4 separate regions of the Homo sapiens genome follow, and regions 2, 3 and 4 are each linked to region 1. The links are chromatin contacts, found by Hi-C or POLR2A ChIA-PET in ENCODE. All regions are on one chromosome and are shown on one strand. Each heading gives the region's core, a stretch centred on a gene start or an enhancer-like site at or near the end of the contact. The rest is flanking DNA. Distances are from core to core; before and after follow the strand shown. Region 1 holds the start of KDM4C (lysine demethylase 4C). Region 2 holds the start of AK3 (adenylate kinase 3). Region 3 holds the start of GLIS3-AS2 (GLIS3 antisense RNA 2). Region 4 holds the start of PLPP6 (phospholipid phosphatase 6).

Region 1 (4,179 bases), core at 15-2,514:
TTAGTGTGAACCTAAGTGGCCGGAACCTACTAGTAACTTTCACCAGGATAAAAGTGACTCTGCTTTTCTAACCTACATTTCCGAACAGTGCTTTATAAATCACCTCTCGGGGTTAGTTTATCAAGCGCAAAAAAAAGTTTACCTTGTCTCTTCCGGAAGAAGGAACCTGACAAAACCCCTCCCGGTAGTATTGCCCACAATCAGAGCCAGCCAGCGCAGGCTTGCACCGCGCAGCAAAGGGGGAGCCCAGCATCAAGTCCACGCGGAAAGCATCTGAATCCCGGCTGCTGGCTTTACTGGCGGAGCACAGAGGAAAACCCCAAGCTCCTGCCTACAGCCCCGGCCTGTCTGGCTCCCTCCTCCACGTCCCCACTCCACGCCACGTTCTGTGCCTGGCAGTCCACGCGCCCTAATCCAACTCGCATTTATTTAAGCACCCGCCGTCTACACCGCATCATGGTTCCTCCAGGCACTGCAGGAAGAAATGGCCCCATGCCGGGGGAAAGAAACACCAAAAGGACAGCCGCGAGGGCTGAAGACGACCCCGAATGACGGGATGACTGCCTGCAACGGGTGGTCAGGAGAGGAGCTCCCACCCTCACCCCGCGGGTCGTGACACTCCCAGGGAAGGGAGGGCCCCGAGGGGTGCACCAGGCCCGGCCTTCCTGGAGTCCGCCACAGCCGACTGGCGGCGTTAAGAGGTCCGCATCCCAGGACCGCCCGAGCGCTCCTCTGCCCCAAGGAGGCGACCCCGACTCCGGATCCCGGGAAAACGGCGAGCGCGGGTACCGAACCTCGGTAAGGGCCGGAGCGGGCTGTCACCGGCCCCCGCATCCCTCCCCTGCGGCCGCGGCCGGCCGCTCCCTCCCCAGCTTGACAGTCGCTGCAGTCACGGACGGAGCGTCTCTGCCCCAGCGTCGCCGCTCGCCCGGACGCCCGCACCCCCGTGCCCCACGCGGAGGGGGGCAGTGCCGGGAAGACCTCTCCGGACCCTCCCCCCGCCCTGGCCCCCAGACTCCGGAAAAGCGGTTACCTGGCGCGCGGGTTGGGGCGAGAGCACGACTCGGTGGAGGAGGAAGAGAAGACAGTGGCCTCCGGCCCAGGGAGATTTGGGAAATTTGGGAGACTTGTTCCGCACTAGGTGACAGCTGTTCGCTGCGCACGCGCACAGGACCCCGGCCGCCCGATCACTGCGCCGCGCCTCACCCTCCCGTCGAGGGGGTGGGTGGGAGGCAGCGGCGAAGGCGCGCGCACCGCCGGCTCTCCCTGCGCGAGGGCGCGCGCGCCGTCACGTGACCGCTGGGGCCCGCACTTGGTGAGTCACGTGGGCTTACAAACAGCTTAAAGGTGCCCGGCACGCTCTTGCTTTGGGCTCAACTTCCGCGCTGTGGTTAACTTAGGCTTGCTGGCGCGCATCTTCTTGTCCTTTGGACACAGGCATATCCCATTCTTTCCGGAGGGGAAAGATACTCGCGTAGAAGGAGAAAACAGGTGCACAGAACCTTGCCCGGAAGCGCTGGCTGGGGTCCCGCAGGGCTGGACCTGATGTAGTCCACGCGCCACACGTCCTCCTGGGCGCCGACGCGCACCTATGGCGGCCTCCGACGCGCGGACGTCAGCGTGGCGTTACCGGGGTGGAGCCTCGGAATGTACTGGAGAGCCTGGCGAGAAAGTCGGGGCTCGCAGCTCTCCGGCGATGACAGCGCTGTGTTCCCGTTCTCCCTTCACCCGGTGGCCGGGACCACTGAGCCTCCTTCCCACAATGGGAGATCCCGAATAGGCGAAGAGTATCTTCGTGTCCCAACCCTTTAACAACTACCGCGCAGGAGCGTGTCAGCCTCTGGAAGCAAAACTGTCCGGTGTTGAGTCACCTACACCCAGCACGTCCCGCCCCGACCCGCCCAAGTGTGCTCTTAAGATAGGGAGGCACAAAGGTGACCCCAATAGGAATCCTGGGCTGGCGGTCCCTCAGAAACTAGAGTTGATAACAGTTTGGCCAGAACTGAAGTGACTAGAAATGCAGGTGCCTCCAGCGTCTGAGACTAGATAAGTTAACTTCCTACAACTTGTTGCTTTTCCTCTGTAACTCCGCCTTCCGAGGTGTCAGAAGGAACCAACCAGACCTTAAGCCCCTGTACTGCCAAAGACAGATGGTTGAGCATCAGATGTTTTGCAAAGCTGAATGATTTTTTTTTTAAACTTCCTACAGAGCTCCCAGCTGGGTCCCTTGTGGCGTTTTCTCTAACGTCTTAGCTAAGAAAGATTGGGCATATCTTCACACCAGTGAGCAAAGTTGGGCTAATATGCTGAATTTTCTGTTACATTATACTGATAACAGAATTTTAAAAATATATCGACACCGCTTACCACGCGCTTGAACTCGTTTCTCACTGGGGTGAACATTGTGAGGACAGATGGAATGTGATTAATTGAGCTAAGGCTAACGGGATTATTGGGTCACCATATTTCTTTAGTTGTTAAAAACAAAGTTCCGCTACACACACAGACACACTCTTTTTTGAGACGGAGTCTTGCTGTGTCGCCCAGTTTGGAGTGCAATGGCGCTATCTCGGCTTACTGCAACCTCCGCCTCACGGGTTCGAGAGATTCTCCTGCCTCAGCCTCCCGAGTAGCTGGGATTACAGTCGCCCGCCACCACGCCCAGCTAATTTTTGTATTTTCAGTAGAGACAGGGTTTCGCCATGTTGGCCAGGCTGGTCACAAACTCCTGACCTCAGGTGATCCGCCCGCCTCGGCCTCCCAAAGTGCTGGGATTACAGGCGTGAGCCACTTCACCCGGCCACACACAATTCTGAACTTGGCTAACGTATACTCAACTGGGAATTTTCCAAATGTGTGCATGTAACGTCAGGATCCCAACCATCCTTACAAGTAAATTGGATATGCTAAAATAATAAATATGCAACCTAACACTTACTTAGAACAGTAATGTGAGCTACACACTGTCTTCAGAGCTTCACATGTATTAATAAATACTTATAATAATTCAATGAATAGGTACTATTAATACCTCATTGTTACAGATGTGGAAACTGAAGCATAGCGGTTAAGAAATATGTCCACAATCAAGCAGCTAGGGTCTTTTGGAAGCCATATGCTATATTAGAAATCTTGTGCACCAGAATAAAAAATCTGGAAACCTGAAATCCATTTTCTTCAGAATTTGCAGATGCACAAATAACATTTCTTTACCATTGTGAATTAGAGTATGACTTTTTTTTAACCTGAAGAACTGAAGTGGATATACGAACCTTGCTAACTTCACTGAGCACTTTTTAATTTTAAGGAAGATAATGTAAAATGTCAAAACACTTCAAAAGCTGTAAAGCACTATGTGAATCCATTAAGTGCTTCACAGTCTTGGAAAGTGAAGAGAGCCTACTAGAAAATCAACTGGACTCATGGCACTGAGGGCAGTCTTGTGTCCCTAATGTATCAAAATACCTCCATATTATGAATTATCGTGAAAACATTTTAGCCATATAGTAAATTTTTTATTTAGATTCAATTGTTTAAATCCCAATTGCAATATATTAATGGAAGGCTGTATGAACAATACATAGATTCCCCTTGAAGTTTATATGTAATGTGAACTAACGAACAGATCATCAGATCACCTCAGAGACAATACTTGTTTTTATTTTATTTTATTTATTTGTTTGTTTTTTGAGACAGAGTCTTACTCTGTTGCCCAGGCTGGAGTGCAGTGGCGCCATATCGGCTCACTGCAGCCTTGACCTCCCGGGTTCAAGCAATTCTCGTGCCTTGTGCCTCATTCTCCTGAGCAGCTGGCATTACAGGCATGTGCCATAATGCCCAGCTAATTTTTGCATTTTTTTATAATTGAGACAGAGTCTCACTCTGTTGCCCAGGCTGGAGTGCAGTGGCGCGATCTCAGCTCACTGCAACCTCCGCCTCCTGGGTTCACGGCATTCTGCTGCCTCAGCCTCCCAAGTAGCTGGGACTACAGGCGCGTGCTACCACACCTAGCTAATTTTTTGTATTTTAAGTGGAGACGGGGTTTCACCGTGTTAGCCAGGATAGTCTTGATCTCCTGACCTTGTGATCCACTCACCTTGGCCTCCCAAAGTGCTGGGATTACAAGCGTGAGCCACCATGCCCGGCCTAATTTTTGTATTTTTTGTAGACAGGGTTTCG
Region 2 (2,500 bases), core at 1-2,500, 2.0 Mb after region 1:
ATCAGTTCTGGACCTCTGAGGAGAATGGTAACTGTGTTTTATTTTCAGAGAGCCTTCTTTCTGCCTTAGCATAGTGTCCGGGACAAAGCAATGATGATAAATGGACAACCATTATTGAACATTGACCCCGTAGCTGGCATTGCACTAAGTACTACATTATTTTAACTCCTCCATTCTACTCCTCTATGCCCATTTTACAGGCAAAATGATACTCACTCGAACGTTTTTGTCCTCTGTTTCCATTCTTGAAACATGCCAAACCTCCAGTTTTAGGGCCTTTTCCTAAAACTGGACATAGGAAGGGCCCATGTCTCTCTCTTCCATATTCTAATTAAGCACTCAGCACACATGCCATCTCTTCAAAGCTTTTCCGACCGCCTATCTACAACAGCCTGCCTCCACAGTTTCACACACTCTTTTACGTTATTTATAAAAGAGTCTCACTCAATGGAAGCTGGATTTCCTCTCCTGTAAAATGAGGTAGGCCCTCTCGGCTCAAGGTCACTCCCTGTGATTCTACACAGAGAGGGAGTGGGAAGAGAGGGCGCTCGGCAGCAGAGGAGGAGGAGGAAGGAGGGAAGGGCGAAGGCGGGAGTGGGTGCAGAAGCGGGGGGTCTGGCGGTCCAGGGGGGTAGAAGGGAGGGGCGGATTCGAGTGGGCGCCAGGTGGAGGTGGGGCCAGGGTTGTCAAGGGAGCACGAAAGGGGTCGCGGTGTGTCCGGCAAGGACTGGGTAGGGCAGCGCCTGCTATGGACTAGGGGCGAGGGCTACGAAAGGGTTGTTGGAGGGGTGGATGCGGGTGGATCCCGAAACCAAGCGGCTCCGAGGGGCGACTAGAGGTGGGGAGGGGGCGCGCAGGAGTTGCCAAGGTCGGACAGAGGGGAGCGCGGTCTATCCGGCTGGGAATGGGCCGGACAGGGCGCGGGGTTCCGGGGTCGCGGAGAGGCGCGGAGGTAGATCTGAGCCGAGTGGAGGGCGCGTGGGGGTGGGTGCAGAGGGGCGCCGAAGGGATCCGGGCCCAGCGGCCGGTGGAGAGGGGCCGCGGAGAGGCGCAGGTGGGAGCTGGGCGGCCGAGCGAGCGCAGAGGGGGCGCGGCTTGCGCGGCTTGCGCGGCTGGGCGGGAACAGGCGCTCGGTCGGGGGCGGGGGGTGCGCCGGGGTAGCCGAGAGGCGGACGCAACAGCGGGGTCCCGCGCTGTCTGGGCGGCCCCAGGGGCTGTCGGCTCACTTCCGGGAACGCCGGGGAACCGCAGTAGCCGCCTGCTAGTGGCGCTGCTAGCCGGCCGGCGCAGGCTGCCGAGCGGGTGAGCGCGCAGGCCAGGCCAAAGCCCTGGTACCCGCGCGGTGCGGGCCTCAGTCTGCGGCCATGGGGGCGTCCGCGCGGCTGCTGCGAGCGGTGATCATGGGGGCCCCGGGCTCGGGCAAGGGCACCGTGTCGTCGCGCATCACTACACACTTCGAGCTGAAGCACCTCTCCAGCGGGGACCTGCTCCGGGACAACATGCTGCGGGGCACAGGTGGGAGCTCTGGGCCCAGGGCCGGCCGTGCGCTGTCACCCGGGTCGGACTTCGCGGGCGAGGGGCCGAAGCTGGGCACGCGGGTCCCTGGCTGCGGGCGCGGCATTTCCCTCCCGCCGCCCGGGACAGAGACCTCGGGCTGCTGAGCGACTGCGCCCCAAAACCTCCGGCCTCCGTGGGCCGCTTCGGGCGGGTTATGGGGTGGCGGTGGGGGAAGGGACTGGAAAGTTAGGTCGAGCTCGAAGTTCAGAGATGAAAGGAAACCACCGGGCTTTGTTTCAGAGGCCCAAGTCCTCCCAGTGGCAGCCACTCTTGGGGGTCCATCGAGCTGAGCCGCAGCTTGTTCAACGTGCTGGTGCCTTTGGAAGACTGTCATTAGCCCTGCTAGAGTCTGCTCGTTCTGTTTTGTTTTCTTTGTTTCTTTCTTTTCTCTTTCTTTTTTGGTGTGGTTAAGCTCTATGAGATCTTGTAGTTCTGACCTTTCCCCCATATTCCCAAGGCCAAGTATTATTTACCCTTGTTGCAGTCATAAAATTATCTCATTTTGATATCCTTAGATTTCGTAGACACGAAGGCTATTCTTGTGCATGGTTCTATAAAATATTTTGTTTCTCATGCCAAATAAATTCTTACAGCTCGGCACGAAAGGCAGTTAACAATCTACACTATACAATGGGTGAATTTGTGGTATGTAAATTCTCTCTTAAGAGGGTTGTTTTTGAAAAGCCAATCGCAGGAGTTTTTTTCTCAAAAAATGTTGACCTTACTTTTCAAAATAGAACCCGTTTTGAAACTCATTTTGAAACCCATTTACATAGAAATAATGCTTCCACAAGGCCTTTTTCTTTTGTTTTCCTTCTTTTTTTTTTTTTTTTTGTAAGGATAGCAAACAGGATAGACGTGCATAGCATAAAAAACAACGCCCTCTTTCGTTCCCTACCTCAGTCCCATTCTTCGGAGGGGAACAGAGTTTTCCTTCTAGAAA
Region 3 (4,107 bases), core at 1,314-3,813, 2.5 Mb after region 1:
GGGGATCTCCAGGTTGATGACTCCTAACTTTCCCAGTGTTTTTTTCCATGAGCTATTGATTAAAGTTGGGTGTAGCACTATATTTTTTTCTCTTCCAGCTAAGCTGTTCCCATCATTTGGGAAGTTTTAGAAGCTTCTGCAAGCCCCTAGGATACCATTCTATGCATCAAAACCATTGTATTTAAAATGATATTTGAGGGACATTGGAAAGGTTTTTTGCAGTCTCCACCCAGGCTTGTCTTGCTCCTGGGAAGCAGTTGTACAGCACAAGAATCTGATGAACAGAAGTTCCCATGATGCATTGAAGGGTTAGTGTTGCCATCTTGCTCTGTTCCTTAAGGCTGGAGTTAATGAGGAAGAGTTTTTATGTGAATGTCAGGCATGTTGCAATAACTAGCCACAATGGAATAGTCATGGCAATTTCCACCACTTGGTTTCTTTGTTTTTGTGATGTTGCTGCATGCTTCATTTTATGAGTATTTTCTTTTCTTACGTGTGGTTGAGCCCATCTATTGCCATCTTGGGCTTGAATACTTGTATTTAAAAGAGATGAACAGAGAGAAACTGGAAAACTGACAGAATGACATATCCTGACCTCTTACTATTTTTCATCCCCTACTTCTGCTGACAAATATTCTGATGAGTTTGTGTCCCAAGGTGAAGGAAAAGAAAAGAAAAAGTACTGTGGAAACCAGGCTTCTTTTGGTTATGTTAATATCATGGATACAGACCAAGCCTAGTAGTATTCCCACTGAAATTAGATAAATGAAAACTGCCAATAGTCTTTTAGTTTTGGCTTTCTGGGGTAAGTCATTTGTGTCCTTGAGGACTTCTGTCTTGATCAAAGCATCTACTACCTGATTGCTAATTTATATTGGAGTGGTAACAGTAGAATAGAATATAAGGACTTGTGAAATTCTAAGTGTCTGGTGGCATCCTCACTCATTTCATTCATGATGGTGAATAATACTGTCAACTGCAGAAAGGCCTACCTGGAGGATATTGTGTGCATTACATACCTAGATTCCCAAGATGGAAGTCCTTGCATCTGTGGCAATACATGTGATGAACTACTAGGAGCAGACTTTCTTGTAACAACCTTTTGAGGGCTCTGGTCAACACAAGCAGAAGCGGTGGCGAGTCAGAGCTTAGGTGGGGTATGAGGCTGAGGATGTTGAATTCATAAGGATAAAGTGCCACTTTATAGACGTAACATACGCAGGGAATATACCTCCATTCTTAACAGCCTGTGTTCAGAATTTTATACCCTTCTAACACTTCCATCACCTTCCTCTCTTCCCTGCCTATACTTGGAAAGGATGCCAAAGCCTTCCTTAGTGCTTCACCTATCCAGTTTCGAAGCTGTCATGTGCATCCGATCCGATATTTCAAAGCAACCCTTTTGCCATTTTTCACTGTGTTATTCTCTCCGTATTACTACCGGATTTTTTTGGTTGTTTGTTTATTTTTTTATGACCTGACATCAAATCCTGTCTAAACACTAACACTTTTTCATGTTAAAATAAGTCAGTTTAACAAATAAGGCCAGGAAGAAGGCGAAGTGTCTCCCTGCTGTTACCCTGTTCTGGAGTTCCTCGACTTCTGGCGCACGGGGAGTGTGTGTGTGTGTGTGTGTGTGTGTGTGTGTGTGTGTGAATGCGTCAAGAGGGAGACACAAGCTCGGCCTTCGAATTGGCCAGCCTAGTGACCCGCGAGCCCGCCCCCACTCTTCCCCCTCCCCCTCCGGCGCTCACACTCAGGAAGCAGCTGGCTACAGGCCGGCCCTCGCGGCCGCACACACATCCACACTCCTCGCCCGGCTGCCTTCCTCCCTCCCTCTTCCCCCTTCCCCTCTCCCTGCAGCCGCGTCCACACTGCGCCGCCCGGGCAGCCCAGAGCGCGGCGCGCACGGGCACCGGCGGCGAGTGCCGCGGCCACTGCCCCTCCCGGGACCCCCTGTACGCCGTCCGCGCCGTCCAGGGTCACACCGGCGACGGAACCCGCCGGCAGCAATTAGCCAGCATCCCGGGGTCGGCCCCCAGAAGCATTCCCCGGCCCAGGACGAGGATGAACAGGACAGGCGAGGCACAAAGTCGCAACTGAACTTTTTAGAAACATTATTTGTGTGTGTATGTGTGTAGCAGGGGAGAATGAGCTGATGCCGAGGGTCCAGCCACCCCGCCTCTGCCTCCTCCTCCCCCTGCCGCCGCTGCCCTCGCAGACGCGCGCGCACACACGGCACTTGGGCCGGGTTTCCGCGCTCCGTCCCCCCGTTTGGATGGGGGTTTTCATTTCCGAAGGAGGCACAGCCCGCGGAGCGCTCTGAAGGGCTGGAGCCCCAAGTTACTCCTCGCCAGCGCCGGCCGCCCGCTGTCACTCGCGCTGGCCGGCCGGGGGAAGGGACCCGCACGCCGGGCTTTGTTGTGGAAATCCCGGTTACCTGGTAAGTGGATGCCATAGGAACTTTGCTCGCAGGCGAGAGACGAGGAGAAACCGGGCGCTTGAGAGTGTGGGGGAGTTAAAGCTCAGAGACGCAAACTAGGGATTACAAATAGTTTTCTACGCTGAGCCGGTGGCGTTCGCGCGGGTTTAAGGATACGCGCACCTCAACTCCCGGCGTCACAGGTCACTGAGAGACCTGCGCTGACTGAGACTGATAGCAACAATTAGGGTTCAAACCATGTTTCTGTCAGTGGCCTAAGAGCGCCCAGTGTAGAAGACAGATAACGGGGCTTTAAAGTTGCGCTAATTCGGAACAGTTTTTGTGTTTTCATTTCAAGTAGAGCGGGCAGAGGGGTACACAATCAGGGCACGTTACAGGACGCACGGGCATGGGGCGCACCACTCTGGAGTCCCCACTGAAGGGAAACTTTGGCGAAGTGGGAACTGATGGGGTGACGTGAGGTCTCTCGCGCACACGCGGGGCTGTAGTTGTCTTTTCAAGTTCCACGTGTTTGTGGAGTTTCACGAAGGCTGTTTTCCACGCCTGTGTCTCATCCAAGCCGGTGTCCCCATGATTGCGGGAGGTGGTCGGGCTGAGGGTACCTACACTCCTCGCGGGTACCGGCCCGGCGATCCGCAGCCGCCAGGTCTGGAACTATAACCTCCCACGCCGCCAGGACGCAGACACAGCCAGACACGAACCCTCCCCGCCGGGTTCGTCACCTCGCGTTTACATTTTTTATGGGGCCCGACAAAATGTCAGCACTGTTTGGAAAATGTCTCAGTCTCGGAGACGTTGTCCTGCGCGCGGCTCCAGTCCCTATAAATGACCCTGTGTGTATTTTGAAGTCGGCCCGGGTCGCTCTCTGGAAAGCGTGAGTGAGCCGCCGGCTCTCTCCTAGACACACACCTTGCCCCGAGCGACAGTTCCAAGTTACTCACTGGAGCTGACAAGTCACCTCGGGGACCGGGAAGTCACTCAAGTGTCTGGAAATCTTGGCCCTGGCTGATTTGTCATCCTATGGATGATTCAATTAGGTACCTGGCGGGAGAAACTTTGGGGAAGGGTTTCTGGCTCCGCGTTCGCGCCCTCCGACTTGCTGGAGGTGTTTGGGAGGCGAGAAGCGAAAGGAAACCACAGGGTGAGGACACTGGCTCGGCGGGGACCGGGGGGCCGGCGTGGGGGGACTGCGAGCCCGGCCGTGGCGCCCCCGGGCTACAGGCTCCGGCCAGGCCGGGCAGCGCGCGCAGGTCCCCGGCGCCCGGGCTTCCCAGCCGCAGCACCCTTTCGGCCCCCGACTCACTCAGGAGCGAGTTGCACAACAGGAAGCCGGCACTAGTTTGTTTTGTTGCGCTGCGTTCGCTCCCTCGCTCGCTCGCGCACGGGGCCGAGGGTTAGGGGCGGAGGCGGCGGGGGAGTGACGGGGTCGCAGCCGCGCGTACCCCGCCGGGCGCTGTCGCCTCCGCCTCCGGACCCGCCCCTAGCTCCGCGCCGAGGAATCTCCGACCCCGGCAGCGAAGCCAGTCCTATAGGGAACCGATAAGGGCCGCCCTCCTCCTGCCTTGTCCTACGCGCCTCTCCCCCGCTCCCGGCACCTCTCCCGACTTCTCCAGCCCTCCTCTTGGCAGGAGTGGTCTCGAGGACTGAGACCACTGCTCTGTGTG
Region 4 (4,400 bases), core at 703-3,202, 2.1 Mb after region 1:
AGTGGAGATGACTGGCAGCAGGGCCCCATCTCCTGTCATACTGGTCACTGGCATAATATGTGGTCAGCCTATTCCCAAACTTTCAGTTCCTCTAACTTTCCCCAGCAACTTAGTTTCTCTGCCCTCTCTCATGCCATGTTACGTTGTAAACAAAAATAAGCATGGGGCCATGTCCCATTCTTCCTCTTCTATGAGCATCTTAGATATGCCTACCTTTTAAGTGATTCCTCTTTAAGCAAGTTGGCTTTTTCTCTGAATGCTAAAAGACAGTAAGGGAGTAGTGGGAAATGCATAAAGATCTTTTGAGGGATGGAGGGAGAGGAGAGAAAGACAAGTATTATAATCTCTTTTCCCACTACCCGATCCACAAATATGGATAGAGATAATAAATTATAGAGATAATAAAGTAAAAAAGCTTACCAAGAAAATCAGGATTAAGAAGAAATCTCCCAACTGTGGCAACAGATCTTCAGGGAATAAACTAGAAAAACCTATGTCTTGGACTTTAAAAATACTGTTTAAAATCTACCTCAGGAAAAGGACTAGGATTAGTACATGACCTGTCTGCATGTATATTTACAGAATGAACATCATGTTTCTTTCTCGAAGTTCAGTTTACAAGTGGTATGTTGATTTAGGGATTATCACAAAACACAAATCTTACTGATACCAACTTTTAACAGCAACAGTATAACCACCTCAGCTTGTTTTCTTTGCAGTTGTCCTGGAAACATAAACAGTTGTTGAATAAATATACAATAGAGGATTTTTTGGGTTTTTTTGCTTTCCCTAATATGGCTGTGTTCAGTAATGGCCAGTGTGTGCTCCAGCCTAGCAGCACATCAAGATCATGGGACACCTGAAATCCCAAAGGAAGCCTGAAATGCCTAAGAGGGACAAGCGGGATGGCTGCTGGTTTAGGTTGACATCATCGAATGTGGAAACCTTCAGACTTCCTGGTGCCATAATCAATGAGATGGTGTCATCGTTGACTCCACAGTAAAAAGAGGACCGGAGCATTATGGGGTGAGAGCCAGCAATAGTCCACGATGCTGTACTGCATGTAGCCCAGAAAAAAGCCAAAAGCTACGTCGGTGACATTGTGCCGCCCCAGCATGACCCTGGATAGGCCCAAGACGAAGGCCCACAGAACCACCAGCACCCTCAGTGGAATGGCCAGCACCAGGTGGTTCAGGATGAACCTCGACATCAGGGCGGCCCTTGTGGCATGGCCCGAGGGGAAGGAGTACTTGTCCACCGAGAGAGTGACAAACATGTCCATCTGGTTGTGGGCCGGGCGGCGCCTGCGGACCAGCCCTTTGATCAAGGCCACCAGCAGCAGGTCCAACAGCAGGGCGAAGAGCAGGTTCATCAGCACCTCGCGCCCGGCCCAGCTGTCGCTCCTGCACAGGCAGTAGAGGGTGCCCAGCAGCCAGGGGATGCCGTGTCCCGAGATCTCCAGCAGCTTCATAAGGGGTCGCACGCTGCCCCACGACGAGCTCTCTCCCGCGCACACCCCCAGCTTCTTGGACAGCCACAGGTCGATGGCCAGCAGGGAGCGCAGGGCGATGCCCAGGAAGGACGGGTTCAAGTCCATGCGGTCCTCCTCGGGCAGCGGAGGCGCGGGCGACTGCGAGGGGCCCGCCGCGGCCAGGGGGAAGGAGCCGCGGCGGTGAACTGGGCTCTCCGATGCACGGAGCCGGGCGCAGGTGGGGTCCACGGCCGTGGCGCGGCTGCTGAGCAGGGACTGGAACTCAAACCTGCTGCCGCCGCCACCGCCGCCATGGGCTGGGCTGCCGGGGCTGCTGCTGCTGCTCGAAGCGGAGACGCCCAGCGGCCGTCCCTCCATGCTCCTCCGGGGACTTGGCATCGCAGCTGGCGGCCCGGATCCCGGGACCTGGCCGGACCAAACAGAGGCTTCCCGGCCCTGCAGCCTCTTCCGCTTCCGCACTACCATCCCGGAGGGGCGGGGAGAGGAGCCGGCGAGAGCGCGATTGTGACACCTGGTGGAGACGTGGGAGGGAGTTGGAATTTCCAATGTGAGGAGAGCAGAGGGGAGGATGTTGGCGTTGGGAGGTACAGGTGAGGGAGTGAGGTGATGGGGAAAATGTCAGTGTCTGTAGGAGCTTAAGAGAAATAGAGCCCCGTGTAACAAAACAAAGCAAAGTCTGTTTTCTCTCCCTTGTTTGTTGTTTTCTTTCTTTTTAAGATTTCTTGCCCAGGAGTGTTCCTGCCTGGCAAACAAGATGTGTACCTCGGGGTCTACCTCATGAATCAGTACCTGGAGACCAACAGCTTTCCCTCTGCGTTCCCCATTATGATTCAGGAGAGCATGAGATTTGAAAAGGTGATCTTGACTTTCTCATTGGCTTTTGTTGTCTGAAGATAACCTGAGAGTTCTTATAAAGAACAGAGTTCTTACAGCATTATTTGGTAAATTTCATTTTTAAAAAAATTATCCGAAAGCACTTCAGCACAATGCAAAACCGCAGTCGGAACACTTGCTTTTGTAATGCAGGTCTGAGCCAAGTTCTGTCAATCTAGTGCTAAATACCCTGGTTGATGTTTCCTATTCTTGGAACTCCCATGGCATTTTTTTAACTGGAGCAAAGAGAGCATTTCTGAATGTTTTTGGAGGTGTTAGAGGTAATTGCATTACATTTACGAAAGGGATTATTAATAAACTGTGGACCTTAGAAAAAACTGTGTTAGACCAAGAAAAATAGCGAAAAAAAAATAATGAAATTAGTTAAATCCTGTAACTAAAATCCTGTAACAAAAAGGCTGTTCAGATTTACTGTTTCCTCAGATCATACCTAGATTATTTAGCTACAGTGATAAAGGCTAGATTCCATTCTGGTGAATAACATGGTGATATAAATAGTCAAAACATTACCAGCCTTCTTCACACTAAACTATTCATAGAATATTGATGTTATTACTATGTCATCACTGACAATCTCTTAACATTTTTGTTTTGGAATTTGGAGATGGAATCAATTTTAACCTTAATAAGTCTAATGATTTTGCCCCAAACAATGTCATTGAGGGAGATCTGGGGAGAAGGAAGGCTACAGAGTAGAGCATGTCACATTTTTTTAAAAAAATTATACTTTAAGTTCTAGGGTACATATGCACAACGTGCTGGTTTGTTATATATGTATACATGTGCCATGTTGGTGTGCTGCACCCATTAACTCATTCCCCCCACCCCACGACAGGCCCCTGTGTGTGATGTTCCCCACCCTGTGTCCAAGTGTTGTCATTGTTCAATTCCCACCTATCAGTGAGAACATGCGGTGTTTGGTTTTCTGTCCTTGTGATAGTTTGCTGAGAATGATGGTTTCCAGCTTCATCCATGTCCCTACAAAGGACACGAACTCATCCTTTTTTATGGCTGCATAGTATTCCACGGTGTATATGTGCCACATTTTCTTAATCCAGTCTATCACTGATGGACATTTGGGTTGGTTCCAAGTCTTTGCTATTGTGAATAGTGCTGCAATAAACATACGTGTGCATGTGTCTTTATAGTAGCATGATTTATAATCCTTTGGGTATATACCCAGTAATGGGATGGCTGGGTCAAATGGTATTTCTAGTTCTAGATCCTTGAGGAATCACCACACTGTCTTCCACATGGGTTGAACTAGTTTACTGTCCCACCAACAGTGTAAAGGTGTTCCTGTTTCTCCACATTCTCTCCAGCACCTGTTGTTTCCTGACTTTTTAATGATCGCCATTCTAACTGTGTGAGATGGTATCTCATTGTGGTTTTGATTTGTATTTCTCTGATGACCAGTGATGATGAGTATTTTTTCATGTGTCTGTTGGCTGTGTAAATGTCTTCTTTTGAGAAGTGTCTGTTCATGTCCTTCACCCACTTTTTGATGGGGTTTTTTGATTTTTTCTTGTAAATTTGTTTAAGTTCTTTGTAGATTCTGGATATTAACCCTTTTGTCAGATGAGTAGATTGCAAAAATTTCCTCCCTTTCTGTAGGTTGCCTGTTCACTCTAATGGTAGTTTCTTTTGCTGTGCAGAAGCTCTTTAGTTTAATTAGATCCCATTTGTCAATTTTGGCTTTTGTTGCCATTGCTTTTGGTGTTTTAGTCATGAAGTCCTTGCCCATGCATATGTCCTGAATGGTATTGCTTAGGTTTTCTTCTAGGGTTTTTATGGTTTTAGGTCTAACATTTAAGTCTTTAATCCATCTTGAATTAATTTTTGTATAAGGTGTAAGGAAAGGATCCAGTTTCAGCTTTCTACATATGGTTAGCCAGTTTTCCCAGCACCATTTATTAAATAGGGAATCCTTTCCCCATTTCTTGTTTTTGTCAGGTTTGTCAAATATCAGATGGTTGTGGATGTGTGGTATTATTTCTGAGGGCCTCTGTTCTGT

What was found. A loop is a pair of places that touch in the nucleus more often than their neighbours do. ChIA-PET counts read pairs that join two places held with the same protein, here RNA polymerase II (POLR2A). Pooled maps may share reads with other maps.
Region 2: a map of CD8-positive, alpha-beta T cell shows a loop between it and region 1 (8-fold over the local background). The contact joins the promoter of AK3 here to the promoter of KDM4C in region 1. A Hi-C loop is called at or near these places in 1 of 168 maps with a recorded cell type or tissue (CD8-positive, alpha-beta T cell) and 9 of 50 pooled maps. POLR2A ChIA-PET finds 5 or more read pairs at or near these places in 3 of 52 experiments (CD4-positive, alpha-beta T cell, activated naive CD4-positive, alpha-beta T cell and naive thymus-derived CD8-positive, alpha-beta T cell).
Region 3: a loop to region 1 is called in a map of naive thymus-derived CD4-positive, alpha-beta T cell, with 11 times the contacts of the local background. The contact joins the promoter of GLIS3-AS2 here to the promoter of KDM4C in region 1. A Hi-C loop is called at or near these places in 3 of 168 maps with a recorded cell type or tissue (ascending aorta and naive thymus-derived CD4-positive, alpha-beta T cell) and 8 of 50 pooled maps.
Region 4: a loop to region 1 is called in a map of CD8-positive, alpha-beta T cell, with 5 times the contacts of the local background. The contact joins the promoter of PLPP6 here to the promoter of KDM4C in region 1. A Hi-C loop is called at or near these places in 6 of 168 maps with a recorded cell type or tissue (CD4-positive, alpha-beta T cell, CD4-positive, alpha-beta memory T cell, CD8-positive, alpha-beta T cell and 1 more), 2 of 37 single-sample maps with no recorded cell type and 18 of 50 pooled maps. POLR2A ChIA-PET finds 5 or more read pairs at or near these places in 1 of 52 experiments (CD4-positive, alpha-beta T cell).

Annotation. Positions count from the first base shown.
Region 1 is chr9:6,755,058-6,759,236 of GRCh38, reverse strand. It overlaps KDM4C (lysine demethylase 4C), which reads right to left and starts at 1,264. Exons shown (of 22, transcript NM_015061.6): 1 at 1,034-1,264. RefSeq lists enhancers at 1-170, 1,371-1,730, 2,462-3,173 and silencers at 831-1,000, 1,091-1,330.
Region 2 is chr9:4,739,952-4,742,451 of GRCh38, reverse strand. It overlaps AK3 (adenylate kinase 3), which reads left to right and starts at 1,250. Exons shown (of 5, transcript NM_016282.4): 1 at 1,250-1,515. The coding sequence starts at 1,365. RefSeq lists silencers at 861-1,350, 1,581-1,720.
Region 3 is chr9:4,297,757-4,301,863 of GRCh38, reverse strand. GLIS3-AS2 (GLIS3 antisense RNA 2) reads right to left here and starts at 2,563. Exons shown (of 4, transcript NR_186824.1): 1 at 2,441-2,563. It overlaps GLIS3 (GLIS family zinc finger 3), which reads left to right and starts at 1,796. Exons shown (of 11, transcript NM_001042413.2): 1 at 1,796-2,443.
Region 4 is chr9:4,659,846-4,664,245 of GRCh38, reverse strand. PLPP6 (phospholipid phosphatase 6) reads right to left here and starts at 1,952. Exons shown (of 1, transcript NM_203453.5): 1 at 1-1,952. The coding sequence starts at 1,870. The coding sequence ends at 983. SPATA6L (spermatogenesis associated 6 like) reads left to right here. Exons shown (of 12, transcript NM_001353486.2): 2 at 2,210-2,347. RefSeq lists a silencer at 1,558-1,817.